2 separate regions of the Homo sapiens genome follow, and region 2 is linked to region 1. A link is a loop called in an ENCODE intact Hi-C map of the cell type or tissue named here. Cell type or tissue: heart left ventricle. All regions are shown on one strand. Links, peaks and the distances in the headings refer to the core of each region. The heading gives the core; the rest is flanking DNA. Region 1 holds the start of ZNF391 (zinc finger protein 391). Region 2 overlaps ZNF184 (zinc finger protein 184).

Region 1 (16,518 bases), core at 8,347-16,346:
CTATACCTGAAGTGTGAAACAGTTGTATGTTTCCTGCCTCCAGGCCCTATTTTCCTGCCTCAATAATCACTCTCTTTAAATGTTTATTGTTTCCTTATCAATGACATGCCCACCTTTGTCTTGCTACTCTCACTAAAAAAAGATAATATTGTTTGCTGAAATCATAAGATTGTCAAGAATTTTGCTATTTGAAATGAATGAATTATTAATGAATTATTATTAACACATTACAGATGAGTAAATAGTCACAGAGAGGTTAAGTAACTCACCCAAGGTCATTCACTTGATTTGGCTACAGGAGCACATATTCTTAATTGCTGTAGAAACAGGCCCAAGATGTTATTAAAGTTTCACAAGTAGCAAATGGCAAAACTAGGATTAGAATCCCTTTCTATTCCCAGTTCAGTCTTTTTCCTTATACTACCTCACTGTGGTATTTTTTGGATTGGGACGTATGTGTGTATGTGCTCTCTAACTCCTCTGCCTGATCTTGTATACATCTCTGTATTGCAAATGACAACATCTCTGGGATCCAGTCTCTTCATACTTAAAATAGAAACGAAATCAGTTTCCACCCATTGATAAGGTATAACCTTATCAAGACCAGCCTGGCCAACATGGTGAAACCCCATCTCTACTAAAAATACAAAAAAATTAGCTAGATGTAATGGCGAGCCGCTTGAAGCTACTCCGGCGGCTGAGGCAGGAGAATTGCTTGAACCCAGGAGGTGGAGGTTGCAGTGAGCCGAGATTGCGCCACTGCACTCCAGCCTGGGCGACAAAGCAAGACTCCCTCTCAAAATAAATAAATAAATAATAAAATACGTACACATTCTTGTGAAGTTTGTAAAACTAGGTATTTGGGTGCCTCCTGCCTTGAGATTATTCCTAAGTGGCTCCTTCCACCCATTGTTATGAATATTAAATGAGTTAATAATGTAATGGTTGTGAGAACACAACCTGGCAAGTGACACAAGGAGCATCTAAAGGGAATTGTCAACAACTGAGTCAGATGGAACTGAGAATTAAGTACCTAGAACCTCAGTGCTCCAAAACGAAAAATTGCCATGAGGATTCAAATAAAGCAGGATTGGAAAAATATAAACAATTCAATCTGGAAAATTAAAAATTAGAAAATCATTGTCAAATAAACTAGGCAAGATTAATGAAAGACTAGTAGAAAGCAGAAACCTCCTGTAGCTTCTCATTGGAAACAACAGAGGAGACAATTAACCAGAACTCCGACCACAAGGCCAATTTGATGCAACTTGGTGTTGTCAGTCTCATTAACCATTTAGTGCTGTGAAAGGAAAATATCTTGTGCCCCCAATATCACTAAGGAAAACTCAAGCTGGAAACTGCTTAGGGCAAACCTGCTTCCCATTCTATTCAAAGTCACCCCTCTGCTCACTGAGATAGATGCATATCTAATTTGCCTCCTTTGGAAAGGCTAATCAGAAACTCAAAAAATGTAACTGTTTATGTAACACTTACCTGTAACCTGGAAGCTCCCTCCCAGCTTCATGTCTTCCTGACTTTGCTTCAAGTTGTCCTACCTTTCCAGACCGAACCAATGTACTTCTCAAATATATTCATTGATGTCTCATGTCTCCCTAAAATATATAAAACCTAGCTGTGCCCTGACCACCTTGGGTACATGTCATCAGGACTTCCTGAGACTGTGCCACTGGCACATCCTCAACCTTGGAAAAAAATTTTCTAAATTAACTGAGACCTGTCTCAGATTTTCTGGGTTCGCAGTGTTTAATAGCTATCTTAGTCCAAGAAGAAATTCAGTGGTTCCTGCTTTAAGTTCACAACCTTCAATGATGCAGCAAGAGATGGAAAAATATATATACACATATATGTGTGTGTAACGTGTATATGTATATTTGTGTGTGTGTTTACATATATAGAGAAAAATAAATGCTACTGAATTTGGATCTGGATCCTATAGATTTACAAACTTCACAAGACTGTGTACATGTTTTAAAGAAAAATATTGCATAATCTGAAGAAGAAATAATATTGAATGGTCTATTTATATAACTTGTTTCCAAATATTTTAATTGATGTATAACTTTGAAGTATACAGGTGGGTTTTAACGAATATATGTTCCTGAGTAAAAACCACCCCCAGTCATCATATAGAACATTTGTTTCTTCCCATAAAGTTCCCTGGCACCCCTTTTTAGTCAATTTCACTCACGTCAGTGTGAAGAGACCACTAAACAGGCTTTGTGTGAGCAATAAAGCTTTTTAAATCACCTGGGTGCAGGTGGGCTGAGTCCAAAAAGAGAGTCAGCGAAGGGAGATAGGGGTGGGGCCGTTTTATAAGATTTGGGTAGGTAAAGGAAAATTACAGTCAAAGGGGGATTGTTCTCTGGTGAGCAGGGGTGGGGGTCACAAGGTGCTCAGTGGGGGAGATTTTTGAGCCAGGATGAGCCAGGAGAAGGAATTTCACAAGGTAATGTCATCAGTTAAGGCAAGGACCGGCTATTTTCACTTCTTTTGTGGTGGAATGCCGTCAGTTAAGGCAGGAACAGGCCATTTAAATATCACTTCTTTTGTGATTCTTCAGTTACTTCAGGCCATCTGCATGTATACGTGCAGGTCACAGGGGATGCGATGGCTTAGCTTGGGCTCAGAGGCCTGACAGTCAATATTCCTGTATATAACATTTTAGTGATTTCCTATTAAGTATATCAAATAAGAACATTTTTATTAAAAATGTATTTGAAGCTGTGCATGGTGGCATGTGCCTATGGTCCCAGCTATTTGGAAGGATCTCTTTAGCCTATGGGTTTGAAGGTGCAGTGAGCTATAACTGTGCCACTGCACTCTAGCCTGGGTGACAAGAGCACAACTCTGTCTCTAAAAAAAAAAAAAGTGTATATTCCTCTCTCTATATTCATATGAATCATAGATTCTACAATGAAAATTTATGTTGTAGTTTATTTGAACCCTTGCTCTTGGTATTTGTAACAACTGATTTTGCAAATGAAAACCAGCATTACTGACCTTTACATACTCAAACTGCTTCACATGCCAGTTGTTACAGCTGTGCTAAAACTACAAGGTCATTAACCCAACAATAGATGAAATGAAATTTTATTTGTATTTTCCATTTATTGTCACTGTAAATTTTATTTGTATTTTCCATTTATTGTCACCTAAAGTAGAGAGAAATAATTTCAGTATATTATTGCTATGTCTGTTTGGTGGTGTTACACTTGTTGCAGTGCCATATAATTTGGAGTATACTTTGTTAGACTTGAACTTACACTGATTAACAGTCACCTAAAACTAAACAAAAATAAATATAAAGGGAAGAGCACAGTATTTTTTGTGATGGGAAAGCAGAATAAATCAAGTTTTCCAGTTCTACCATATTTAGGTCATTTCTCTTCCTCCTATGTTGTAGGTATCTCAAGGAAACTGATTTATCCTTATCTTACCTTTTAATCTAAAGCCCAGTCAGTCTTTTAAAATGACATGATCTCACTTAATGTGAATAACTACGATTAAAAAACTCCAGGAGAACCCAGTCACCAGGGGACCCCCCCCCATACTTTTGTGAGTTTTACCTCCAGGAATTCAGCAAAATGAGTATCAGAGAAAATTCCTCTCATGCTTCTAGCAGAGGGAATGAGAAAAGGAACCATTTTGAAATATGCCACAGCATTCTGTACTTCTCAACAAGGTCAGCCCTCAAAAACAATCTATTTAACCAGAGCCTAACCTGCTGGGCTTTTATCAGGGCCTAACAGACCTTAGGAAATGGAAATACCCAACTTCAGTCATCTCTAGCCTCCCACATGGAAGAAAGGAAATACCCAACTCTAACCCACTCTAGTCATCCTGTCCCACCAAAGGGGGTAGGGGAAACTGAGAAAGGTGTGAAGTTCCCAATCCAGAGATATAGTCTTGACCAAAAGACTGAGACCTACTCAGAGAACTATAGAATGCTTCCCCTTCCCCTATACCTTGATACCACATTTCTAAAGGCATAGGGATGGTTGCTTGAGCCCAGGAGTTAAAGACCAGTCTGGGCAACATAGTAAGATCTCGTCCATGCAGAAAAATTAGTCAGGTAGAGTGATATGTGCCTATAGTCCTAGTGTGTCTGGAATTGGTGGGTTCTTGGTCTCACTGACTTCAAGAACGAAGCCGCGGACACTCGCGGTGAGTATTACAGGCCGCGTGCCTGGAGTTTGTTCCTTCTGATGTTCCAATGAATTGGGAGTTTCCTCCTTCTAGTGGGTGCATAGCCTGGCGGCTCAGGAGTGAAGCTGCAGACCTTCGCGGTGAGTATTACAGCTCTTAAGGCAGCACGTCTAGAGTTGTTCGTTTCTCCCGGTGGGTTCGTGGTCTCGCTGGCTTCAAGAGTGAAGCTGCAGACCTTCGCGGTGAGTTTTGTAGCTCACAAAGACAGTATGGACCCAAAGAGTGAGCAACAAGATTTAATGCAAACAGTGAAACAACAAACTTCTACAGTGTGGAAGGGGTTGCCACTGCTGGCTCGGGCAGCCTGCTTTTATTCTGTTATCTGGCCCCACCCACATCCTGCTGATTGGTAGAGCCAAGTGGTCTGTTTTGACAGGGCGCTTTTTGGTGCGTTTGCAATCCCTGAGCTAGACACAAAGGTTCTCCACGTCCCCACCAGATTAGCTAGATACAGAGGGTTGACACAAAGGTTCTCCACGTCCCCACCAGATTAGCTAGATACAGAGGGTTGACACAAAGGTTCTCCAAGGCCCCACCTGAGTAGCTAGATACAGAGTGTCGATTGGTGCATTCACAAACCCTGAGCTAGACACAGGGTGCTGATTGGTATGTTTACAAACCTTGAGTTAGATACAGAGTGCCCATTGGTGTATTTACAATCCCTGAGCTAGACATAAAGGTTCTCCACGTCCCCACCAGACTCAGGGGCCCAGCTGGCTTCATCCAGTGGATCCCGCACCAGGGCTGCAAGTGGAGCTGCCTGCCAGTCCCGCGCCGTGCGCCCACACTCTTCAGCCCTTGGGTGGTTGATGGGACTGGGCACCGTGGAGCAGGGGGCGGCGCTCATCGGGGAGGCTTGGGCCGCACAGGAGCCCACGGAGGGGGTGGGAGGCTCAGGCATGGTGGGCTGCAGGTCCCGAGGCCTGCGCCGCGGGAAGGCAGCTAAGGCCCGGCGAGAAATCGAGCGCAGCGCCGGTGGGCTAGCACTGCTGGGGGACCCAGTACACCTTCCGCAGCCGCTGGCCCGGGTGCTAAGCCCCTCATTGCCCGGGGCCGGCAGGTGCTCCGAGTGCGGGGCCCACCAAGCCCACGCCCAACCGGAACTCCAGCTGGCCCCCAAGCACCGCGCGCAGCCCCAGTTCCCGCTCGCGCTTCTCCCTCCACACCTACCCGCAAGCTGAGGGAGCCGGCTCCGGCCTTGGCCAGCCCAGAAAGGGGCTCCCACAGTGCAGCGGCGGGCTGAAGGGCTCCTCAAGTGCCGCCAAAGTGGGAGCCCAGGCAGAGGAGGCGCCGAGAGCGAGCGAGGGCTGTGAGGACTGCCAGCATGCTGTCACCTCTCACTAGCTACTTAGGAGGCTGAGGTGGGAGGATTGCTTGACCCAGGAGGAGGAGGCTGCAGTGAGCCATGACCGTGCCACTGCCCTGCAGCCTGAGTGACAGAGCAAAACTCTGTCTCAAAAAAAGTTTTAGGCAGGGCGTGGTGGCTCACACCTGTAGTCCCATCACTTTAGGAGGCCAAGACAGGCAGATCACCTGAGGTCAGAAGTTTGAGACCAGCCTGGCCAACATGGTGAAACCTTGTCTCTACTAAAAATACAAAAATTAGCCAGGCTGTGGTGGCATGTGCCTGTAATCCCAGCTACTCGGGAGGCTGAGGCAGGAGAATTGCTTGAACCTGGAAGGCGGAGGTTGCAGCGAGCCGAGATCGGGGCCGCTGCACTCCAGCCTGGGCAACAGAGCAAGACTCCATCTCAAAAAAAAAAAAAAAAGGCCGGCTGCGTTGGCTCACGCCTGTAATCCCAGACTTTGGGAGGCCAAGGCAAGCAGATCACCTGAGATCAGGAGTTCGAGAGGAACCTGGCCAACATGGTGAAACCCCGTCTCTGCTAAAAATACCAAAAATCAGCCGGGTGTAGTGATGGGCGCCAGTAATCCCAGCTGCCTAGGAGGCTGATTTATCACTATAGGAGGCTGAGACAGGAGAATCGCTTGAACCCGGGAGGCGGAGGTTGCAGTGAGCTGAGACAGCGCCATTGCACTCCAGCCTGGGCAACAAGAGGGAAACTCCGTCTCAAAAAATAAATAAATAAATACAGAAGTTTTTAAAAAGTGGTCTATTTACAGCAGTTCTTTTACTCAGCACAGCATTTCCATATATCAAGAAAATACAAGAAAATACGAAAAAGGCACAAAATGAAACAAAACAAATACAAATACACACAGACAGTTTGAAGAGGAAGAACAAGCATCGGAACCAGACTCACATATGGTGGGGATGTTAGAATTCTCATACCAGAAATTTGAAACAATGATGATTAAGATGATTAAGATGCTGAAGTCTCTGATGGGTAAAGTAGACACCATACAAGAATAGATAGGTAATGTTAGCACAGAGATATAAATTATAAGAACCAGAAAGAAATGCTAGAGATCAAAAGCACTGCAACAGAAATGAAAATGATTTTGATGGCCTTATTGGTAGACTAGACATGGCGGAAAAAAAGAATCTCTGATCTTGCTGTTTATCCCAATAGAAAGCATCAAAATTGAAAAGCAGGCTGAGCACGGTGGCTCATACTTGTAATCCCAGCACTTTGGGAGGCCAAGGTGGGCAGATCACTTGGGGTCAGGAGGTCAAGACCAGCCTGGCCAACATGGTAAAACCCCATCTCTACCAAAAATACAAAAATTAGCTGGGCATGGTGGTGCATGCCTGTAGTCCCAGCTACTCAGGAGGCTGAGGCAGGAGAAGCGCTTGAACACAGGAAGCAGAGGTTGCACCGAGCCGAGATTGTGCCACTGTATTCCAGCCTGGGCAACAGAGCCAGACCCTGTCTCAAAAAAAAACCAAAACACAAAATTGAAAAGCAAAGAGAACAAATTCTGAAAAAAGAGAATATTTAAGGACTGGGACAACTACAAAAAGTATAACATATGTATAATAGGAATACCAAAAAAAGAAGAAAGACACCGAGAGAGACAAAGACAGGGGGTGGGGAAGGAAGGAATAAAGAAAGAGTAAAAATATTTGAAACAGTAATGACTGAGAATTCTCCCAAATTAATGTCAGATATCAAACCACAGATCAAAGTGGCTTAGAGAACACTGAGCAAAATAAATGCCCAAAAAACTACACCTAGTGGCTTGGTCAATTTGAGTCACTATAACAAATTCTCATAGACAAGGTGCCTTATTAACAAAAGAAATTTATTTCTTATACCTCTGGGTTCTGAAAGTCTGAGATCAGGGTGACAACATATTTGGATTTGGGTGAGGGCCCTCTTCTGGGTTGCAGACTGCCAAACTCTTGTATCTTCACATAGTGGAGAGCAGAGAAAGGAAATAAGCTCTCTCATGACTCTTATAAGGGCACTAATCCTATTAATGAGGGCCCCACCCACATGGCCTCATCTAATCCTAGTTACTTCCTAAAGGCCTCATCTCCTAATAATATCACATTGAGGGGTAGGGTTTCAACTTATAAATTTTGGGGAGACACAAACATTTAGTCCAGAACACCTAGGGATAACATTTTTAAGCTACAGAAAATCGAAATTAAAGAAAAATCCTGGAAGAAGTCATACAGGGGAAAAAACAGCTTATATATAGAGGAGTAAAGATAAGATTTACATCTGACTTCTCAGAAACCATGCAAACAAGAAGAGAGTGGAGTGAAATATTTAAATGTTTAGAGATTAAAAACCACCTATTAGAATTCTATACTCTGGAAAAATCATCCTTCAAAAGTTGAGGAAAAATAAAGACTCTCTCAGAGAAACAAAAGTTTAAGGAATTTGTTGCCAGTAGACTTGTCTTGCATGAAATGTTAATATAACTTCTTTAGGGAGAAGGACAATAACAGAAGTTAAAACTTGGAAATATATATACATAAAGAACATGGGCTGGGTGTGGTGGCTCAAGCCTGTAATCCCAGCACTTTGGGAGGCTGAGGTGGGCAGATCACTTGAGGCCAGGAGTTCGAGACCAGCCTGGCCAACATGGTGAAACCCTGTCTCTACTAAAAATACAAAAATTAGCCTGGTTTGGTGGTACATGCCTGTAATCCCAGCTACTCAGGAGGCAGAGGCACAAGAATTGCTTGAACCTGGGAAGTGAAGGTTGCAGTGAGCCAAGATCACACCACTGCACTCCAGCCTGGGCAACAGAGTGAGACTCTATCTCAAAAAAAAAAAAAAAAAAAAGAGAGAGAGAGAGAGAGAATGAATAAGTAAAGGTAAAATAAAAGCATTTTTCTTATTGTTAGTTGATGTACTACAGCCAATTTTTAATTGACCTAAAAGTTTGCTCAAAATAATAACAATAATGTATTTACTCAATGATATATATATTCAATTACATATACACACACTGTTATGTATTCTTCTGTATGTGCAAAATGAGTGACAGCAATGAACCAAGGAACAGAAAGAAAAAATTAGAATTATTTTGTTATTGGCCAGGTGCTGTGGCTCATGCCTGTAATCCCAGCACTTTGGGAGGCCGAGGCAGGCAGACCACCTGAGGTCAGGAGTTCGAGACCAGCCTGGCCAACATGGCAAAACCCCATCTCTACTAAAAGTACAAAAATTAGCCGGGCATGTTGGCGGGTGCCTGTAATCTCAGCTACTTAGGAGGCTGAGGTAGGAGAAGCCTGAACACGGGAGGTGGAGGTTGCAGTGAGCCAAGATCGCGCCACTGCACTCCAACCTGGGCAACAAGAGTGAGACTCCATCTCAAAAAAAAAAAAAAAGATTTTTTTTATTATAAGGTACTTGCCATACTACCCATGAAGCTTTATAGTGTTATTTGAGAGTGGACTCAGATTAGTTGTAAATATATATTGCAAACTCTAGATTAACCACTTAGAAAAAAGAAGTGTAACTAATATGCTAATAAAAAAGAAAAATAAAATCATATAAAGGGTTCAATTAAAACAAAAAAAGTCAGAAAAAGTGGTAGACAAAAATAAGAACAAGAACAAAGGCAACAAATAGAAAACAGTTAAGCGTAGTAGATATTAATCCAACTATATCAATAATACTTTCAACATCAGTGGTCTAAATGCACCATTTTAAGGCAGAGATTGTGAAGAAATAATATATGTTGTCTACAAGAAACTCACTTTAAAGATAAAGATACATATAGATTAAAAGTAAATCAATAAAGTTATACCATACTAACACTAATCAAAAGAAAGCAGAAGTAGCTACATTAATTTCAGACAGAGCAGACTTCAAAGCAAGGAGAGCTATCAGGGATAAAAAAGGGAATTATGTAATGAGAAAAGGGTTCTCTAAGAAGACATAATCCTTAATATGTATGCACCTAAAAACAGACTTTCAAAATACATGAGGCAAAAACTGATAGAACTTCAAGAAGGAAGAGATGCATCTACTATCACAGAAATCTCAAAAATTCTTTATCAGAAATGGGCAGATCCAGGAAGCAGAAAATCAGTAAGGATATAGTTGAAATCAACAACATCATCAATCAACTAGATATAATGGCCATCTATAGACTTCATCCAAGAACAGCAGAATACTCTTTCTTCTCAAACTCACATGGAACATTAATCAATATAGACCATGTTCTGGGCTGTAAAACATAACTTAACAAATTTAAAAGAATAGAAATCATACAATGATTTATCTCAGATGACATTAGAGTTAACTAGAAATCAATAACAGAAAGATCATTGGAAAATCTCCCACATACTTGGAGATTAAGCAATACACTTCTAAATAATACATGGGTCAAAGAAGAAATGCCAAGAGCAATTAAAAGATACTTCAAACTACATGAAAATGAAAACACAACTTATCAAAATTTATAGAATGCTGTGAAAGCAGTGCTTAGGGGGAATTTATGGCAATGAATATATACATATTAGAAATAGCATAAAAATACCTAGGAATAAATTTAACCAAGGAAGTGAAAGACCTGTATGCTGAATACTGCAATTGCTTAAAGAAATTAAAGAAGACCTAAATAATTGGAAAGACATCCCATGTTCATGGGTTGGAAGACTAACTACTGATAAGATGATAATACAATTTGATATACAGATTCAATGTATTCCTTATAAAAATTTCAACATTTGTTTGCAGAAATAGAAAATCCCATCCTAAAATTCACATGGAAAATCAAATTACCCTGAATAACCAATGAAAACCTTGGAGAAAAGAATAAAGTTTAAAGACACATACTTCATAATTTCAAAACTTTACACAAGCCTACAGTAACCTAAAGAGTGTGGTGCTGGAATAAGAATAGGAATATAGACCAATAAAATAGAAAAGAGAGCCCAGAAATAAACCTCACATATACGGTTGATTGATTGATTTTCAACAAGTGCCAAGACCATTCAATGGGAAATGGACAGTATTTTCAACAAATGGTGCTGGGAAAACTGGATATCCAAATGCAAAATAATAAAGTTGTAGTATTTACACCATCTACAAAAATTAACCCAAAATGGATCAAGGACCTAAATTTAAGAAGCAAAACTATAAAACTCTTAGCAGAAAACATAAAAATCTTTATTAGACAATGTAATTTTCAAGTATTGCACAGGTGATAAAAATAAATAAATGGAGCTTCATCAAAATTAAAAAGTTTTATGCATCAAAGGACACTATCAAAAGAGAGAAAAACTTCACAGACTGGGAGAAAATATTTGCAAATCATATCTGAAGAAGAATATCTGGAATATACAAAAACTCATGCAACACAACAAAACCTAATTCAAAAATAGGCAAAGGATTTGAACAGACATTTCTCCAAAGAAGACACACAAATAAGTACATGACAAGATGCTCAACATCACTAGCCATTAGGGAAATGCAAATTAAAGCCACAATGAGATAAAGCTTATACCCATTATGATGGTTATAATACTACAACTACAACAAAACAGAAGTTAACAAGTGTTAGCAAAGATGTGGAGAACTAGAACCCTCCTGCACTGCTGATGGGAATGTAAAACGATGCAGCCATTATGGAAAACAGTTTGATGGTTCCTCTAGAAAGCTGATTGCAGAGTTACCATATGATATAGCAATTCAATGCCTAGGTGTATACCCAAAGAATTGAAAACAGTGACTCAGATACTTGTACACCAATGTTCACAGCAGCATTATTCACAATGGCCAAAAGGCAGGAACCACCCAAGTGTTCAACAAGAGATTAATGGATAAACAAAATATTATGTATGTATATTTATACACTGTTTGTGTATAAACACACACATATACACGAAGGAATATTATTTAGCCATTAAAAGGCATGAAGGATACATGCTGCAGTATGAATGAACCTTGAAAACTTTATGCTAATTAAAAATAATCCAGACATAAATAGACAAATATTGTATTATTTTACTTATATGGCATATCTAGAACAGGCAAATTCATAGAAACATAGTGTAAAATAAAGGTTACCAGGGACTGTGGGGAGCAGGGAATAGAGACTGCTCAATGGGCATCTTTAGGGATGACGAAAATGTTCTAGAATTAGATAGTGACGGTGCTGTTGTGAATACGCTAAAAACTTTACTGTATGACTTTAAAATGGTAACTTTAATGTTGTGCATAGTTTACCACAGTTTGAAAGTGTTTTTAATTTTTAAAAATAGGAAATGATAAAATTAGACTTTATCTAATTCTTTCCAGCTTTATAATTTGGATCCTGCTCCTTTGTACTTCATGGCTCATGCTTTATACTTACTTGATGTTTCTATGGTACTTGTGCACAGCTGTCATGTATCAGACCTGCAGTTTTGCACATGCTTTCCACTCTTCTAGTTCCTCAACTATTTGTAAGGTTGCCCTCCTTTATGTTTTCCATTAAATCTTCCATTAGTCAAACCACTCCAGTGTCCCTCGTTCCATAAGTTTCCCCTGCTCTGAACTCCCAGGGCACATTGTGCAACTTCATTACCTTATATTAAAATTATCTGGAATTTTAAAAAATCTACTAGATTAGGGTAGTGTCCTGATTTTATTCATTTTTTTCTTTTGGTGAAATTTGAGACATGTCTTGCATTTAACAGTATTTAAGCAACTAGATTGTGCAACGGAGCCAGTTTCTCCAGACAGGCTGGAGAGACCACTTGCATCAGAATCATCTGGGGTGCCCCTTGAAAATGCAATGTTCCGGGCCAACGAGTCAATCTCGGAGTGTAAATCTTGTGAAGCTGTATTTTAACAAGCTCACTTGGTGATTTATTTGTGTACGCTATTTAAAACTCTGTGAACCACCGGTCTAGGCTATACTTTGCAGTGTATTAAGGTGGTCTTCGGCACCTCTCGCAGACCCCCTTCCTCTTGCCTCTAGCGCCAACCTCTCAGCCTCTCGCATACCAGGGGAGGGGCTTTGCAAAACCTTCCACGAAAGTGAATCCCAGCACAGCCCTGCTGTAGCTGGCTCTCAGGCGCAAGCGCAGAGCTGCGACCGCTGCTGATACGTTGCTCAGTCTCAGTGTGGTCTCTGTTTTGCAACTGGTCGTCCGCGTCAGGAGACTTAGGTCCAGGCGACTGCCCAGACAATGACTGGTCCCGCATACCGAGCAGAGCATGATCAGCAGCAGTCTGAGTGGAAGAGTGCCTGTGATCTTAGGGAACCTGATGGGCGTTGGAGCAGCGGTTCGACGCATGGGTTTCTCTTTAATCCTTCCGACTTCCCCAAGCCCAGCGCACTCAGGTTCCGCTCCAAGTGCGGGACCCGCCCGGGGTGTGTCGGGGGTACTCGGCCGGAGGCGGCCGGTGAGTGAGGCTTACAGGGCCCCGGGACCAAGGTGGGTGCTCTTAGAGGTTCTGGAAAGCGGAAACACGGGTTCTTCGAAGGAAACGGGCGAAAGGGTCGCGTGTGGTTTGGCTGCAGGTCGGGTCAGGAGGCACCTCCACGGTTGGGACGCCGCGTGGCGTGGGGTCATGAAGCCCCCAGCGCTCGTCTCACTGGCGGGCCAGCCTAGTCCCTCTGCGGCAGTGACAGCCAGTGGTTTTCCCCGGGTGTATCCCTGGGAGATGAAAAAGAGCAGGGTTGCTCCCTGCTTCCCCTCTAGCTGGGCGAGGGAGGTCTTCGGTACTGGGGTGTTTCCCAGGTGCTTACTGAGTGCAGGCACTGCTCCAAGAGTTTTTACCTGCATTAACTCATTTAATCCTTGCATCAACCCTATGAAGTAATGTACTATTATTATGCCCATGTTACAGATAAGGAAATTGAGGCACACAGAGATGAAGTACTTGCTTGGCCGGGCGCAGTGGCTCACGCCTGTAATCCCAGCACTTTGGGAGGCCAAGGCGGGCGGATCACCTGAGGTCGAGACCAGCCTGGCCAATACGGTGAAACCCGTTCTCTACTAAAAATACAAAAATTAGGTGGGAGTGGTGGCGCGCGCCTGTAATCCCTGCTACTCGGGAGGCTGAGGCAGGAGAATCACTTGTACCCGGGAGGCAGAGGTTGGAGCGAGCAGAGACCACGCCACTGCACTCCAGCGTAGGCAACAAGAGTGAAACTCCGCGCCCCTCCCCCCCAAAAAAGAGAAGTACTTGCTTGAGTGCCAGTCCTTAGTTTATGTTTCTGATGATGAAGGTTGGTACTTGAATAAAGTAGTTGTTAATTATTTGTTGTGGGTGTATTGACAGTTACTGTGGATCATTGAGTTTGTGCTTTATGTGTGAGTTTGTGCTTTGAGCCAATATCTGGGAACATTGTTACCTGAAGATCACCTTTGGTAGGACAAGATTTTCTCTATTCTGTGATTAAACTGAGGCTGCCCAGGCAGTTCTGCTGATTGCTTTGTGGATTGGCAAAGGCTCCAGGAAGCAATCAACCTAGTGCCACAAAACAAAGCACCCAGAGAAGCCCTATTCCTGACCCTTCAAAACCTTCTTCCTTCTGAAGGGGGTAGAAAATAAAGGAGAATTATCCCTGGATCAGGAATTGATTATAGGAGAGACAAGCAATGTCAAAAGAATTTTAGATAATTAGGGTAACTGTGGTGGCCAGCGCTGTTAGTGCTAAAAAGTTTGAGTCACATAAAGGAATAGCAAACCACCAGGTTGGCTAGGGCTGCAGCATGTTGTGACCACTTAAGAGAATAATGATTTTGTAGGGATACAGTATCCAGAGAGCAGTAAGGTGACTCAAATAATGAAAGTATGAGGAAGAAAGGAGAAAAGGAGAGGCAACTTTCCACATTATGGTGGAGGAATCCCTTGGATGGACTCTGGATAAAGGTATAGCCCTAACCTCCTAGCATCTCTGAAATATGTTTGGGGGCTATCCCTGAAACTTTTGTCACATCCGCTAGACTTCCTTTTCCCATCTTACATACATCCTCCAAAGCCAGGAAAAAGAATGCATCTCTCCATGCTCTAGAGCAGCAGCTGCTGAAGGGAGACTCATAAATCCTCTGACAGCATCTTTCCTTAAACATACACCATCACAGTTTTCAAATTCATTGATGTGAGATGAGCACAGCAATAGCATCATCTCCCTTATACTATATATGATATTCTTTATTGTAAATGTTTTGCCATAGTTTAACTTGCAGTATTGATGAAAGTTTTGTAAGAAAAGACAAGCACATGCTAGTAATGGTGTTTTATAATGTGGGACGAGATTTTTCAGAAAAGTGACTTGACCAAGGAAGTGCAGCTGTAAGCAGTGTCATCTGTCTTCTATTTTGACCCTCAGGAAGAAGTAAGGGGACTAGTGCCATAGTGTCTTTGAACTCATACCCCATATGAAGAGAACGTCAAAGAGGCTGGATCACCTAAAGGGTTTAGAGAAAGTTTGGAATTGGCTCAGATCTGTCTTTTATCATAAAAGATGAACTTGAAACCCAGACATAACTGTCCATTGTCATTTTCTTTATATCTGAGAGGAGATGGGATTACTTTGGGGCATTCATTGTACTTTTTTTTTTTTTTTTTTTTGAGACAGAGTTTCGCTCTTGTCGCTCAGGCTGGAGTGCAATGGTACTATCTTGGCTCACTGCAACCTCCGCCTGCTGGGTTCAAGCGATTCTCCTGCCTCAGCCTCCTGAAGTAGCTGGGATTACAGGTGCCCACCACCACGCCCAGCTAATTTTTTTGTATTTTTAGTTGAGACAGGGTTTCCCCATGTTGGCCAGGCTGGTCTTGAAATCCTGACCTCAGGTGATCCACCTGTCTTGGCCTCCCAATCATTACTTCTTAATCCTTAGGGTTGCATTCAACAGGCTAGATGTGGACATTACTAGACAGAGGTTCTGGATGCCTTGGACTATGACCTTTGCCCATTTCTGCCTTTCATTAAAAATAAAACCAAGAGGAGGCAGAAGATGGAAAGGCAACTGTCTACCTCTCCATAAGATCCATATTCCACATGAGTTAAGTATTCTTCCCTCTTTTCTGAACGTGTGTTTCATCATACCAACCAGAGACACATTTATTTCTCTTTTAAAGGAACTTCCGTTCTTAGATGAGTCTGCCAAATTTTGCCAAGGGGACTATTCTTCATTTGCCTGTTGACTGTCCTTAATATCTTCAACACTCCCTCACTCTAATTCATCATTAGATGATTAATGAACACAGGCTTTTTTTTGGCCTATTTCTTGAATGGTTTCATCTGAAACACGGACCTTGAGATCTTACATGTCTCCGAGGATTTGAAAAAGAGTAGATTCATTCTAGTTCTCTCCCCTTAGTCTAAGCAGATGGCTATGTGCCTCAAAGTTTGGGATCTAAAGTTAAACTACTAGGTATCCGATAGCTTTGGACCAATCAAGTCCAGCATCTTCATTTTGCAGGTGAGGAGACATAAAACCAGATTGTTTATTTTTCCCTGGTTTCTATATAGCTACCAATGGAGCTATAACCAAAATCCAGATTACCTAGTCAGTGCCTATAGCTCTGGGCCTCTATCTGATGTTTCCCTGAATTGTGCTGAGGATGCCACTTGCACTTCAGTGGAGGCCAGAGACTTTATTGATTTTATTTTTTTTGAGATGATGGAGTCTTGCTCTGTCGCCCAGGCCAGAGTGCAGTGGTACAGTCTTGGCTCACTGCAACCTCTACCTCCCAGGTTCAAGCAATTCTTCTGCCTCAGCCTCCTGAGTATCTGGCACTACAGGTGTGTGCCACCATGACTGGCTAATTTTTATATTTGTATTAGAGATGGGGTTTCACCATGTTGGGCTAGTCTCGAACTCCTGACCTCAGGTGATCTGCCTACCTCGGCCTCCCAAAGTGCTGGGATTATAGGTATGAGCCAAAGCCAGAGACTTTACTCCATCGGTTACATAGA
Region 2 (16,518 bases), core at 3,411-11,410, 67 kb after region 1:
TAATACCATTATCACAGGAGTGACTTAGTTATCATGGGTGTCTGGCCCTTTTTTCTGTCTCACACACTTTCACCCTTTCTCACCATGTGATGCCTTCTGCCATCAGATGATGTAGCACAAAGGCCCTCACCATATCTAATTGTTGGAATTAATACTCAGGATAATAGTCACCTTTGGGGAAGAAGAAAAAGGCTGTGATTTGAGGGGTGAAATAGCATTACTGGAATGCCAGTAGTGCTCCATTTCTTGACCTAGATGATAAGTTTACAGATATATTCACTTTGCACATTTATATTTTGTGTTCTTTTGTTTTTTATTAAGTTAAAAAGTTCCCAAACTGAATTCTGATTCCTCATCCCCTCTGTGAACCTACTGCATACTTGGTATTCTCTATCTCAGTACATGGTAAATCCTTTCAAGTTGCTAAGGCTGAAGTCCTTAAAGCCACCCTAACTTCTCTCTCACTTTTATAGCTAACCCATAGGCAAACCTTACCTGCTGTACATTCAAAATACAGCCTCAGTCCAACTACTTCCCATCGTTTTGTCAACAATATCTTTGTTTAAGCCACCATTCGATCTTACCTGGACTACTAGCATTCCAACTAAATTCCTGCCTGTACTCTTAACGCTTTATAATTTATTCCCTACATTACAGCAAGTGACCCTTTTTAAACAATTCAAATCTGTGCCCGACACTCTCCAATGACTTGCCATCTCATTCTGAATAGAATGCTAAATCCTTACCATAGCCAAGAAAGTCCTGAGGAACTACACCCCCAGCTCTCTCTCTGACCTCATCTCCTACCCTCACTTATTACAATCCAGCCAGTGTTTCTGAAACTGCCAAATGCTCCTATCTCAGGATACTTGTGGCTCCTAGTACCTCTGCCTGGAATGTTATCCTCTCAGATATCTACCTAGTTCATTCCTTCACCACCTCCAAGTGTGTGCTCCAATGACAAGTCATTAGAAATGCATTTCCTTTTTTTTTTTCCCCCATATCAAGCATGTGAACCCAAGAAAGGCATTTCCTAACCATTCTGTCTACAATAGCACCACCACAACCCATGATGGAAGTCTTGCCCAAGCCCTTCACCCTGCTTTATTATCTATGTTTACCACCCTTGGCATTTTACAACTTTCTTTATAATAGGATGTGAGCTCTGCAACAGAATATTTGGCTTTGTCTATTTCTGAACCCCTGCAAATATAATTAATTCAGCCACCTCATAAGCATTGGCTGTGGTTGAATGATTTTTAATGAAGACTTAAATGTTTAAGGATGAATGACTAAGTTACGTGACATTTTCTCTCTTTTCTGCTTCCCTCACAGTCATTTAGCAAAAACTACTCAAGTGGTTTAATATCTATAATCTGGCAGACATGGAAAGTGCCAATCTAGGACCTAGAGGAAAATGCTTAGTCTCTATATGCCCAATCTTGGACATTGAAACATCCAAATAAATTACACATGAAGGTATTAGAACTTTTTGTTAATAGTAGACAATTCCTTGCCTCATAAACAACTGGCTGGCTTTACTGATAACTTCCGAGGTCTTTTTATTTCTGGTCAGTTTGTTAGCAAATGTTAAACCTGTAAGGGAATCCCTCTGTTATTTTTCTGGATTCATTACAACTTCAAGGAAAAACTTATAACTTCTGCCAATTCTCCCTTCGATTTTAATTTGGGGCCAAGGGTGGTGACTACACCTGTAATCCCAACACTTTGGGAGGTCAAGGCAGGAGGACTGCCTGAGGCCAGGAGTTGGAGACCAGCCTGGGCAACATAGCCAGACCCCATCTCTACAGAAATTTAAAACAATTAGCCAGGCATGGTGGCATGCACCTATAGTTCCAGCTACTTGGGAGGCTGAGGCAGGAGCATCCTTTAAGCCCAGTTTGAGGCTGCAGTAAGTTATAATCATGCTACTGCACTCCAGCCTGGGTGACAGAGCAAGACCCTGTCTCTTAAATTAAAGAAAAAAAAAAGATTTTAACTTTGCTCTACTCTCTCAGTATGGTAAATATTAAGAAACTAATGTTGGTATTATACTAGATGTTTATGGCATATATGACTTGTATATTACAATCAAGAAAAAAAAGACCAAGAAATGGTTTAAAATAACTTCCTCCCTCTGCTCTTAAAATAGAGGTAAGGAGAAAAAATGGTAAATATGTGACTTAGTTCACCAAAGTGTAGTTAGATAGATATGTCTGAGCAAAAGGAGCAATTGTAAATCCACCTGCTTTGGGAAACAGGAATGTGGTCTGGAATAGCTAGTAGAGATGTTTTTGAGAAACACAAAAAGGAGATACAAAAACCAGGATCATGTGAACTTCTGTAATCTCACTGACTGTCAAAACAAATACAAGCCAATTTTTCTTTCCAGTGTACACATTAGGAATTTAAGAAAAAACACTTATGCCTGGGTCCTATCTCCTAAGGCAATTAGTCTCTGGAGTTGTAGGGCCTTGGCAAGATAATTTTATAGGGTTCTCCAGGTGTTATGGACTTAATATGTTCTCTCCAAATTTCTATGTTGAAAGCCTAATCTGCAATGTGATGGTATTAGGAGGGGGGCCTTTGGGAGGTGATTAGGTCATAAGGGTAGAGCCCTCACCAATGGGATTAGTAGTCTTATAAAGAGATATGAGAGGTTGCTCTGTCTCTGCTTAGCACCATGTAGGAACACAAGAAGAAGAGAGGTGTCTGCAAACGGAAATGGGCCTTCATCTGACACTGGATCTGCTAGTACCTTGATCTTGGACTTCCCAGCCTCTTCCAGCTTTAAACAAATTTCTATTGTTTAAGATACCTAGTCTATTGTAATTTAACATAACAGCACAAATTAAGACACCAGGTGACTCCAATATGCAACCAGGGTAAAATAACACCAGTTTAAGTTGTAGAAGTGGAATTCTATAGTTGTGGTAAACTCCTAGAATATTAAAAACAGACTAGAAGAAGAATAATAGTAAGTTTTAATATTCTTACTGAGTTAGGCTATTATATGCAATTGAATTGTTAATTTGAGGGTATTTTATAATTCTTTTTATTAGGAACCAGTTACCTAAACAATGTAAATGCATTAGACCAGGAGCATACTAGATCCCCGATCTAGTTACTGAAGCACAAATTCTATTGGCAAAACATGCATAAACATACACATTCTAGATGCAACACAGCAAAATGCTGATGTATAGTAAACCCATTCAAGAAAATATTGTAAATATACAAAACTGATTATAAAACTCCAAACTACCTTTGAAATAATCTACTCCAAATCCTTCATTCCATAAAGGAAACTAAAGCTTAAAACAGTAGAGTTTTCTAATGTCACAGAGTGGCTTAATAACAATTGGATTAGTTCAGCCCAATGTACTTTCCATTCCATAACATGATAGTGAAAATTTAAAAGATTTCAAGGCAGTTTCTAAATCCACTCTGATTCTTCAGTACTTAACAAAAGGACAAACTAAAGTAAATATCTCCCCTAAATTTATGATGTTCCTAGAATTGTCATATGCCAGGATGCAGTCTCTGATGTTTGTTGAGAGCAGAGCGATATCTGAAGGATTTTCCACAATCATTACATCCAAAAGGCTTCTCTCCTGAATGAATTCTCTGGTGCTGAATGAGATATGTGCTCTGGCTAAAAGTCTTTCTGCATTCATTACAGTTATAAGGTTTCTCTCCAGTATGAGTATTCTGATGTTCAGTCAGATGAGTGCTCCGGCTAAAGGCTTTGTCACATTCATTGCACTTATAGGGCTTCTCCCCAGTGTGAATTCGTTGATGCTGAGTTAGATGGGAGCTCTGGCTAAAGGTCTTTTCACATTTATTACACTGGTAGGGTTTTTCTTCTGTGTGAGTTTTTTGATGTTGAGCAAGAGATGAACAATGTCGAAAGGCTTTACCACACTCAGCACACTCATAAGGCTTGGCTCCTGTATGAATTCTCTTATGCTGTGTAAGGTGTATGTTCTGGTTGAATGCTCTCCCACACTCATTACACTTGTAAGGTCGTTCTCCAGTATGGATCTTCCTATGCTGAATAAGGGATGAACCATAACTGAAGGTTTTCCCACATTCATGACACTGATAGGGTTTCTCTCCAGTATGAATTCTTTCATGCTTAGCAAGAGATGAACTCCGAATAAAAGCTTTCCCACATTCTTTACATTCATAAGCTTTCTCTTGAGTATGAGTTTTCTGATGCTGATTAAGGTTTGAGAGATAACTGAAAGCCTTTCCACATTCACTGCATTCAAAGGGCTTTTCTCTCGTGTGAATTCTCCGATGTTGAGTAAGGGATGAGCAGTAACTGAAGGCCTTTCCACATTCATTGCATTTGTAAGGTTTTTCTCCAGTATGAATTTTCAGGTGTTGAGCAAGGGATGACCAGTAACTAAAAGATTTTCCACATTCTGCACAATCATAGGGTTTCTCCCCAGTATGAGTTTTTTGATGCTGAGTGAGGTTTGAGTGCTGGCTGAAGGCTTTCCCACATTCATTGCATTCGTACGGTTTTTCACCAGTATGAATCATATGATGACGGATAAAAGTTGAGGGCCCGTTGAAGGCCTTTCCACATTCATTACATTTATAGGTTTTTTCTCCAGTATGAATTTTTTGATGTTGAGTAAGGTGTGTGCTCCTGGTGAAGGTTTTATCACATTCATCACATTTAAAAGGTTTTTCTCCCGTATGAATTTTCTGATGTTCCATAAAGTGGCCTCTCTGGCTAAAGGCTTTTCCACACTCATTACAAGTGTATGGCTTCTCGCCAGTATGAATTCTCTGATGCTGAACAAGATGGGTCCTCTGACTAAAGGCTTTCCCACATTCATCACATTTATATGGTTTTTCTCCAGTATGAATTCTTTGATGTTGAGTAAGAGATGGACCCTCAATGAAGCCTTTTCCACACTGATCACATTTATATGGTTTATCTCCAGTATGAATTCTTTGATGGTTTATAAGGTTTTCACTCCGGCTGAAGGCTTTTTCACATTCATTACATTTGTAGGGTTTTTCTCCAGTATGTGTTCTCTGATGGCGAATAAGAGCTGAACAATAACTAAAGGCTTTCCCACATTCATTGCACTTACAAGATTTCTCTTTTTTAACTGGGTTTGAATTCTGTTTGATGCTTCTTTTAGTAGAGGTCTCTTCTGGAGATGGTTCTTGTGTTACAAGGTTTGAACTCACATTGACACTTTTCCCAAATTCATTATTTACAGGGCCTTTTTCCCAACTGGGTATTGTCTTTTCGGTTACCTTTATTTCCTTTGGCAGTGTCTGTTGGTTTGCCTGCTGTCTCTCTAAACTGCCTTCATATTCCCAACTTTCTAGCAAGTTGGAACTCCAAGAATCATCTCTTTTGTGTTTTTCCACTATTACCTCTGGAGATAGCTCTTCTTCAGAAATGTCAGGCTCTGGGGCTGACACACTATTTTCAAGTCTTGTCTCCCAGTCTAAAAGAAAAAGAAAATTCCAGTGTTCTCTGAATAGAGAAAAAATAAACTGCTATTGTGGGAATAATATAATGATACTGAAAAATAAATCTCTCAGAAAATTCTAATGGTTTTCAAATATATAGCCATATTATTTGGGGAGAAAGTTGGAAGGAGCTAAGGAGAATTATAAATAAAATACGAAAGTGGCAAAAGAATGTCTAATTCAATTTCATAGATAATCTTCAAGAACCAGTAAGGAAATACATTTAAGGTAATAGTTGACTAAAAAGGTGACAACAGAGATGGCTAAGAGTAGACAGAGATGAACTGAATCTGAAGGGGGCAGTTTGAATTGGGATTCCTTGCTAATAAACAACAAAACAAAAAATCCAAGAACCATGATTTAAAGACAGAACAAACAGGAAAGATTTATTAGCTAAGACCCCATGTGTTTCAGCCTGGAACACTGAAGAAATAATCACATCATTGCTAGATATGGGAAGAGTTGTAAATAGTAGAGAAATAATTTAGCAGGGAGAAACTAACAAGTTCAAGTCTAGGCATTTTGAGAATTAAGAAAAGAAATGGAGAGCTGGACTATAGTAGCGTTTGTGGAAGTGAAAGATGCCAACATCAGAATAACAAGGATGTTCAAATGTAGGATGGAAAGTATCAGCTCAAAAAAAGAAGGACAAGAATAGCTAAAGCCTTAGAAATATATGTGAAAAAGAGCAGAGGCAGAGGGAAGATCCTTGAGAATAGTCAGGGTAACAGAATTAATAAAATATACCAATGAAAGAAAGCAGTTTATCAGCAAACACATAAAACAACAGAAGAAACATAACCAGGAAAGTACATAATCAGGAAGTAAACTGTTGCCCAAAACAAAAGAGATGACAACTAAAAGAAGCAGGGTAGTCAATGCTGGCAATATTCTTAAAGAACAGATTCAATGGTATCAGGAGTTTACAGCAGACCCCAGAGGATCCTGAATCTTTCCCATATTGCAAGCCCAGTCACTATCACTACCACTACCACTATCACCGCAAGCATGAGCAGTGCGGCAGACCTCAGAGCTGCCTAGCATCCCCTCCACACCTGGCACTACAGGTAACAGCACAGCACGTATTAGTGTAGGCAGCCTCACAGCAGTAGAATTTCTACAGGAGGGACGACATCAATACAATACAGGGTTTGGAAACAGCCGATTGTTCAAGAAATAAATATGTTTTCATCAACAGAAATGACACCAAGGAAGGTATGTTTGCAAAGCAGGTAGCCATAAAGAATACCTCTGGAAGTACTTCACAATGAAAGATATGGAGACCATGGAGTCTGATGCTGTTAAAGAACAGTGCATGGAAGTGGCAGATCTCCAACCCTGGTTGGAGTTCCACTCAAAGGCAACATGAAACAGGCCATGGCCAATGTTATCTATATTGTCATGTCCTCTACTCAATAACCAACAGAATTACTAGAATATAAGGGGCAGGGCAAAAAATGAAGGGATGGAGAAAGTTCCCAAAGACCAGATTGAAAAATACCATCCCTATTGCAGAAGCAATTCTCCCTTTACTACAAACAAAGTCTACAGACATTGACTATACTATTCTGATGTCCCATGTGTGGAGAAGTAATCGAGGGTGTTGACAACCAGGGGACAAGAAAACAAGATAGACCAGTGAGACAGATACATATCAGGGTTATAGATCATGATCCTGAGGGTCAAGATCATCAAGACAGCTCCGAGAAGATGGCAATAAAGAGGATGAGGGAAATTAGGTAGACTAGGCCCAGGGCTAGTGGCCAAACTCAACATAGGTACTGTCACAATATCACTAGCTGTAAAGATATCTACAAAACTATACGACATTTTTATAAAGACAAAAGCAGCCAACTCACCAGCTAAGAATAAATCTATTCTAGATGCTGATAAAGATAGACTTGAGGGCTGATTTACCAAGACTATCATCATCAGGTCAAATTCCAGCAATAAAAAGTAACCAAAAGAATGGAGCTAAATATCTCAAGTGCTTGCCTTCTGTTCACTGACCAGGTAAGTGGAACTATAAAAATTATCTATGCAACATGGGGGTGGGGGTTATTATTTTTGCCTAAATAAATCTTTCTGGTAAAAAGTAGTTTTTGAAAAGCCTAAGTTTTTCAATGTACATTTTAATGGTTTAAAATGGTTTTCTATCTGGTCAAGTAAAATTTCATTTTTAATTTGTAATAAAACTTGACAACTTGCTTTTTCCAAAAGTTAACTAACCATAAGCCCCAGTTATTAAAGTTCTTCTTCTTTTTTTTAATTAAGCTTTCTAAAGTATGTTCCATGAAACCATTCTAAGAGAAAGATTTTACAGATGTGATATGAAAAAAAAGTATTCATTGTTGGAGGCAGGGCGGGGGTTGGGAGATGTTACATTCTATGCAACCCTGTTGAGCATTCATAACACCTAACTGCCTATTTAAAAAAAAAATCTCTGAGTGGTACTCCAGTTAGAAACTTGCTAAAGTTTGAACATGGCATACATTTTTCCCCCGTAAAGAAGAACCTCACCTACATCCCATTAACTCTAGAGACGTATCGCTTACCTAGAATGACTAGGTTTGTTTGTTTTTCCAGGGTCAGATCCTTAGGTTACTTCATGCAGTTTGGAAACTGATGATTTAGAAGAAAGTTATTCATAATTTCAAAAACTGTATGATGAAGTGATAAAATCAGAAGCTAGCTAGGTGCAGTGGCTCACACCTGTAATTGCAGCACTTTGAGACGCTGAGGCGGGTAGATCACTTGAGCCCAGGAGTTCAAGACCAGCCTGGGCAACATGGCGAAACCGTGTCTCCACTAAAAATACAAAAATTAGCCAGGCATGGTGGCGTGCACCTGTAGTTCCAGCTACTCGGGAGACTGAGGTGGGAGGATTACTCAAGCCTGGGAAGCAGAAGCTGCAGTGAGCCAAGATTACGCCACTGCACTACAGCCTGGGCAACAGAATGAGACTTTGTTTCAAAAAAAGAAAAAAAAAATCAGAAGCTATACATGTTACTAGGTAAGAATTAGGTGATAAAGAAACGAAGCCTGCAGTTATGGAATTCATTTTTGTTGAGTTTGCTTGGGAAAGAAAAGATAAACTGAATGGTGGCCATAAAGATTCATATTGTGGAGTAAATCTATTTGGAAATATAGGTTATGTATTTCTATTTAAAAGTACTGGGAATGGAGCCCGTAGATCCAAAATAAAAAATTGTAAGGACTGAAAAGTACGGTGATAATTATGAGATCATGGTCCTAAAGGAAGTAGAAAGAGATGTAATTCAGAGTCCAGTTCGAGAGGTGGATTTCATAGAAAGGTAGGAAGGACATCTCCTCAAAAAGGGGCATAACATAGAATATATATTGCAACAATTAGTGACATAACAAAGCATAAGAAAGTCCAGAAAACAGATGTTTTCCCATTTCTCCACAGGAAATACTTTAAAGGGAAGAAAGTACATCTACACTTCAGACATAAAATCCTCTCTTATCAGGCTGACAGTCGGAGTTAATGATATTCATCTGCTGGCATCCATGACTTACCTGCACAGGTACCTACTGGAATGCTTGGCTCCATGATCCATGGCTCTGTCCCTTGCTCTAACTGGGAAATCACATCAGGTTTAGAAACTTGGAGTCCTGTTCATTAGGGAAAAAAAGAAAGAAACCTGCAGTAAGGGGAAAGTACCATATCAGAATTCAATCACCACTTTGTCTTTAGAAGAAATGATATGTAGTAAAAACCTGATGGGAGTGGATAGCATATCAAGCTTTAGTGTTACCAGTTCCCAGACATGGTGGGAGTATAATTTGGGAACTGATCGGGGTTCAGGAAAATTATTATTTTGTCCCTCTGCTTGCTAGGATGGTAGAAACCTTTTCAAAAACTAGAAATTTAGAAATGGTTGGTTACTAAACTTAAAGGCAAACTCCCCTGAGCACAAGAGAGAACCCTCCTCCTGCACACCCCTTGATATTAACTCAGAGAAATTATCCTTACCTATAGAGACCAGGTGTGTATAATTTTCCAATGTCACATCCCTGAACAAATCTCTCTGGCCAGGGTCCAGCTGTTTCCATTCTTCCTGGGTAAAGTCCACTATCACATCCTTGAAAGTCACCGCTTCCTGAAATACCAAACATATTTCTGCTTAGCCATAAGCATTTACTTAGGAAAGGGGTAAAGTTAGCAATACTGACAGAAGTAAGGCAGTCTATAGGATGTCTGCAAAATAATCTTGACATTTTCTCCTTTATGAAATAAATGTAAAAACAGTGCCTCATCCATTGGGTTATTGTGAGAATTAAATAAAACATTCCATGTGAAATGCTTAATTTAACGTCTGGCATATAATAAGTGCTCAGTCAATATGGCCATTGTTGTTGTCCTTCATCGTCATCATTACCATCATCATCTCTGTGTTCCAAGGTCCGCTAAGTATTAATGGTTTAACTATTATCATCAATATTTTTTACTACCTACAATGTGCAAGAGCACCCAAAGGTTTTTTGAAAAAGAGAGGTGGAAAGACTTGCCCTAATACATTTCAAAAGATAAAGTAATTTAAAAATGGCCTAGTCTGGAATAAAACAAAATGAAATAAAATAGAAAATCCAGAAACAGATTCATATTTATAAGAGTTAAAAGGCATTAAGCAGCTTTCAAATTGGTTAAAAGTTAGTTAAATTAAAAGTAAGTTAAAAGTGAAATTAGTTAAGATGGATTAGTCACTAAATCATGCCATAACAAACGACTGTCTATGAAAAAAAAATTAAGGTGAGATCCTTACTTCACAACACACACAAAAATTCCTGCCAACCTAAAGATGAAATCGTAAAGAAAAAGTCAAAATAAAATAGAATAAAAAACAGGAAAATATTTGTATAAGCTTGAAATCTGGAAGGCAAAATTTACATGATGGAGAGAGAGATCGATAGATATAACCACATAACAATGTAAAACATCTATAAGACATCATAAACAAAAGGCAATTTAAAAAGCTTCTGCACAGTAAAAAAAAAAAAAAAAAAAAAAAAACAATCTACAGAGTTCAAGACAACCTGCAGAAGGGGCAAAAATATTTGCAAACTATTCATCTCACAAGGGACTAATATCCAGAATATACTCAAATCAACAGCAAAAAAATAAATAATACCATTAAAAAGTGGGTGAAGTATCTGAATAGGCATTTCTCAAAAGAAGACATATAAACACCCAAATATATGAAAAAATGCTCAATATCACTAAATGCAAATCAAAACCATAATAAGATATCATCTCACCCCAGTTAGTCAAAAAGACAAAAAAAAAAATAACAAATGCTGGCAAGGATACAACACTGGTGGGAATGTAAATTAGTACAACCATTATGGAAAACAGTTTGGCACTGTCTCAAAAAAACTAAATATGGAACTACCATATGATCCAGCAATCCCGCTAATGGGTATTTATCCAAAGTGAAGGAAATCAGTATACCAAAGAGACACATGCATCCCCATGTTTGCTATGGCTTTACTGACAACAGCTAAGATATAGAATCAACCTAAATGTCCATCAACAGACGAATGGATAAAGAAAATGTGGTATATATACACAAGGGAATACCATTCAGCCATTTTAAAAAAGAATAAAATCTTGTCATTAGTGGTAACATGGATGTACCTGCAGGACATTATGTTAAGTGAAATATGCCAGGCACAGAAAGATAAATATCGCATGTTCTCATTCACATGTAGGAGCAAACAAAAACAAAACGAGCTCATAGAGAGTAGAATTGTGCTTACTAGAGGCTGGGAAGGGTAGAGGAGGGAAGGCTAGGGAAAGACTGGCTAACAGTTACAAAGTTACAGGTAGATGGAAGGAATAAGTTCCAGTGTCTATAGCACTATAGCGTGAATATGGTTAACAATAATTTAGTGTATAATTACAAGAAAGTAGAAGAGAGGATTCGGAATATTCACAACACAAAGAAGTGATAAATGTTCAAGGTGATGGATATGCTAATTATCCTGATTTTATCATTACACATTGTATTCACGTACCAAAATATCACTCTGTATCCCATGGATATGTACAATTATTACATGTCAACTAAAAATTAAGGGAAAAAAAAAAGATCAACTACCCACAACAATAGCAACAATAAAGGCCAACAACCCAAATAGGCAAGTCACCGAGGAAAATGTGAAACCATGAAAAGATGCTCCCCTCCCCTAAAAATATAGTTAAACAGTAAAATATCAGACTGGGTAACACTGCTAAAGTGCTCATGTGTCCTATGGTGGAAACAGAACCCAAATGCAATCTATCTGGGGGGCAATCTGACAAGATCTATCAAAACTTTAATGGATACACCATTTGATCTGGTCTTCCTACTTCTAGGAATTTATTATTCAGAAACACTTCTAGGTACAAAGACATATGTACAATTGCCATTTCAACATCATTTGTGTGGAAGGAAAAAAAATCAAACTTACATGCCCATTAATAGGATAGTGGTTAAAAAATATATAGTACACCCATACTAAAACACTTTATATAGATAGTTATCAAATGATGTATATCTATACGTACTCATTAGAAAATATGTACACAAGAGGACAGGCATGGTGGCTCACACCTGCAATCTCAACACTGTGGGAGGCCAAGGTGGGAGGACTGCTTGAGCCCAAGAGTTCAAGACCAGCCTGCGCAACACAGTGAGACCTCATCGGCACTAAAGATAAAAATAGAAATAAGCTGGGCGTGGTGGCACGCACCTGTAGTCCCAGCTCCTCAGGAAGCTGAGGTGGGAGGATTGCTTCCACCCAGAAGTTCGAGGTTGCAGTGACCTATGATCATACCACTGAACTCTAGGGTATAATCCTACTTTTCTTTTTATGAATAGGAAGAACGTTTATATGTAAATGAACAGAAAAAAATCTAAAAGAATACTCAACCAAATACTATTGGTGGGACTGGGTAGTGGGACCTATAGGCAATGCAGGCAACTTCCTGCTTTTTTTATTGCTATGTATTTAAAACTAAGTGAGAGAGCAATAACTTTGTTTAAAAACTATAAATATATTAAATCATTAGGACTTTTCCCTCTAACCATGACAAAGCAACTGGACTAGCTCTTCCAATATAAATAAAACTGAACAATATATCTGAAACAAGTGTTTTCATATTTTGAACAGCAGGCAGGACAGAAGTGATACGGAGAGAAGGGAAACACTAACATGAGCCCCAGAATCCCCTTAACTTTTTGCCTGAGGCACTGTCCAGACTGCAGAGCAGGGAGGCAGAGCTCTACCAAAGCAGTGGTCTTACTGAGCTGAGGAGACAAAGTTGAAAGTTCAGAACTACTGAGGCAGGGAATTTGCAGGATAGATACTGGAGAGGAGGGAGCTGCAGAGAAAAGGAATACCACAAATCTGGTGTAAATACAATCTCCATGGGCAATGCAAAGTTACCAACATGACATAACTGAATAGAGTTGAGAAGTTATGTGCACAGTCGGCCCCCACAAACAGTTCCAGGACACTTTAGGAGCAGGGCAAGTCTAGACTGTGAAGAAAGAATATAAGCAGCAGGTCTGGTTGGCTCATTCCTTGCTAAATTCCAGGGATGCCTAGATCCTTGGTTCTGATCCTTGAACAAGTTCTGAAAACTAAACCTTTGAACATTTCCATGGTCACTAATTATCGACATAATTCTGTGTGCCTAGTCACTGATTAATGACGTTATTCTGTGTGCCCAGTGCACTGGGACAAGATGTACCAAACTGTCAACATCGTTTAAAGAAACACGGAAATTTATGAGTGTACCAGGTGCCGAGTGTGGGGTCTAAACTATAGCTGGTCATATGGCAGGTAAAGGCCAATGTGATCAGCAACCTTTATGAATTCGGACTCCAAGACTCAAGCAGGATTCCCTGGGTAGACATTCTTCATGTTTCTGTGGCTCACAGTAACAGAGAAAGTGTATCTGTATAATCATCACAGAGGGAGGACTCAGAAGCCTGTACCTGATTTCTCTGGACTCTGATTATGAATACCCTTTTCCTTCTGATCCTCTTTTGTATGCTTTGCTGTAATATTTGTTAGCCATGATTTATGCTACTGAGTCATATGAATCATTCCAACAAATCACTGAACTAAAGCGTGGTCATGGGTCCCTGAAACACAGCCCTAGAGTAAGGCTACACTAGATCAGCCCTAACAATGCTTACAGTTTAAAATACAAATGTCAATAGAATCAAGCTGTGGCCAAGATGGAATTAACAATAATTGGATTTACTCTCCTACATGAAATAAACAATACATTCCAGACAAAATGAAACAAAAGTCTCCATCACACTGAACCTCAGGTAGCAAAGAAAAGTGATCCCTGAGAATCAGGAAACAAATGAGGTGAGCCCTACAATTGCTCTAGCTTACTGCCTTGAGAGTTTCCAAACACTGGTGTAGGGAGGTGGAACCTAGGAGGAGCCCAGCAGATTTCTGGAACTCAAGAGATAGAGCTGAGAGTTTGGGAAAATCAAGGTGACTAGAGTTCACAAGACACAGTACTGGAGCGGAGAGAGCTACACAAAGAGAGAAGCAAGGAAAACTGCAGAGGTTCCCTCTTGAGTATTCAGAAAAGTACCAATCTGTGCATGGGTGTGATGAGACTATCTGAGGCCAGTGAAAGAATCACCTAAAGGAGTCAAGGGACCAGAACCAGCACTCAAAAAGGGTTAGAAATACATTAGCCAAAATGGAAAACTTCATAATTCATGAGGCATTGGGTAGAATACTCAATGGTCCTGCCTCTATGGTCAGGAATAAATAGGCTGAGACTAAATGCTGTTCTGGGCCCACTTAACAAATCTTAAAAGGCCTGAAAGGAACACACTGTTTCCAGTAACTTAACTGCATCCCAGAATAAGGTTCAAGAATTTTTTTTTTTTGAGGCGGAGTTTCTCTCTGTTGCGCAGCCTGGAGTGCAGTGGCGTGATCTCGGCTCACTGCAAGCTCTACCTCCCAGGTTCACGCCATTCTGCTGCCTCAGCCTCCCGAGTATCTGGGACCGCAGGTGCCCGCCACCACACCCGGCTAATTTTTTTGTATTTTTAGTAGAGACGGGGTTTCACTGTGTTAGCCAGAATGATCTCGATCTGCTGACCTCGTGATCCACCCGCCTTGGCCTCCCAAAGTGCTGGGATTACGGGTGTGAGCCACTGCGCCTGGCCAAGAATATTTTATATGAATATAAAAATATTCAGAACCCAATAAGGTAAAATTCAGTGTGTGGCATCCAATCAAAGACTATCAGGCAGCTGGGCACAGTGGCTCACACCTGTAATCCCAGCACTTTGGGAGGCCTAGGCAGGCAGATCATGAGGTCAGGAGTTTGAGACCAGCCTGACCAACATGGCAAAACGCTGTCTCTACTAAAAGTGCAAAAAAATTAGCCAGTCATGGTGGTGAGCGCCTGTAATCCCAGCTACTCAGGAGGCTGAGGCAGGAGAACCGCTTGAACCCAGGAGGCAGAGGTTGCAGTGAGCTGAGATTGTGCCACTGCACTCCAGCCTGGGCGACAGAGTGAGACTCTGTCTCAAAAAAAAAAAAAAATTATCAGGCAATGCAGAGAAGCAGGAAAATATAACCCATAATAAAGAGAAAAGTCAATCAACTGAAACCAACCCAGAAGAGACGTTAGAGTTAACAGACAAGAACATCAAAAGTTTTTATGACTGTATTCCATATGTTCAAAATGTTCAAAACGTTAGGCAGAGATATGAAAGACATTTAAAAAAAAAAAAAAAGAGAGAACACATGGACACAGGAAGGGGAACATCACACTCCGGGGACTGTTGTGGGGTGGGGGGAGGGGGGAGGGACAGCATTAGGGGATATACCTAATGCTAAATGACGAGTTAATGGGTGCAGCACACCAACATGGCACATGTATACATATGTAACAAACCTGCACATTGTGCACATGTACCCTAAAACTTAAAGTATAATAATAATAAAGAAAAAAAAAAAACTAAATGGAACTTCTTAGAGCTGAAAATGAGAATGTTTTGAGATTTAAAAAAATTCACCAGTTAGTATTAACAGAAGAGTAAGCTTTGAAGAAGAGAGATTAGTAACTTCAAAGACACAGAAATCAAAGCTATTCAAAATAAAAGAAAAAAATAATTTTAAAAAAAGAGCCTTGGGGAGCTCTAGGAGAACTTTAAGTTGCCTGCTTTATGTGTGATTGGAGTACTGGGGCAGGAGGCGAAAGATGAGAGGGGACCAGAAATCATTTTTGAGGAAATAACAGCTGATTATTTTCCAAACTTGATTTTAACCACAAAAAAATTGCACCAAAATACATCATAATCAAATAGTTTAAACTCAGTGATAGAAAAAAATCTTACAAGTAATCTGAGGAAAAAAGACACACAAATATAAAAAAACAAAGATAAAAACAACAGTAACTTTTTTGTTAGAAACAATGGACACTGGAGCAATATCAAATACTGAAAAGAAGAAATCTGTCACACTAGAATTAATAAACAAAGGCAAAATAAAGACTTCTTTAGACATAGAAACCTGAAAGTATTATTCACAGCAGACCTACACTACAAGAAATGTTAAAGGAAGTCCTTCGACCAGATTAAAAAAAAAAAAAACCAGATGAAAATATGGTTCGACACCAGGGTTTCTCAACCTTGGCGCTATTGATATTTTGGACCAGATGATTCTCTTAGAAAAGTGTGGGGGCCTGTCCTGTGTATGGAGACATCACTCGTCTCAACCCACTGGATGCTAATAGCACTCCCTACCAAGTCATGACAATCAAAAAAGTTCCCTAACACTCTCAAATGTTGCTCCTTGGGGAGCAAAATCACTCACGATTGTGAACTACTGATTTATAAAAATGAATAAAGAATACCGAAAATGATCATTACACAATGAGCATTGTAATAATTATACACAATTATTTTCTTATTACTTAAATCTCTTTCAAAGATAATTGGCTGCTTAAAGAAAATAACA

Evidence for each region. Hi-C counts contacts between places; a loop is a spot of excess contacts. Peaks named below come from ENCODE experiments on the same cell type or tissue, not always from the same donor. Only the 100,000 strongest peaks of a DNase experiment are listed, where the experiment ranks them.
Region 2: it touches region 1 in a loop (2.2-fold over the local background); 9 of 110 quality-filtered maps call a loop at or near these places.

What each region holds. Positions count from the first base shown.
Region 1 is chr6:27,376,055-27,392,572 of GRCh38, forward strand. It overlaps ZNF391 (zinc finger protein 391), which reads left to right and starts at 12,705. Exons shown (of 3, transcript NM_001076781.3): 1 at 12,705-13,021. RefSeq lists an enhancer at 2,250-2,778. In heart left ventricle, for the core only: no CTCF peak of the experiment used is centred there; DNase peaks (open chromatin) are centred at 12,677 and 12,987; H3K4me3 peaks cover 1,853 bases; H3K27ac peaks cover 794 bases.
Region 2 is chr6:27,447,781-27,464,298 of GRCh38, forward strand. It overlaps ZNF184 (zinc finger protein 184), which reads right to left. Exons shown (of 6, transcript NM_001318891.2): 4 at 9,503-9,629; 5 at 9,046-9,141; 6 at 2,967-5,480. The coding sequence ends at 3,523. Among named protein-coding and RNA genes, the nearest start is that of ZNF184, 17 kb to the right of the region's middle. RefSeq lists silencers at 3,976-4,176, 4,736-4,936. In heart left ventricle, for the core only: no CTCF peak of the experiment used is centred there; no DNase peak of the experiment used is centred there.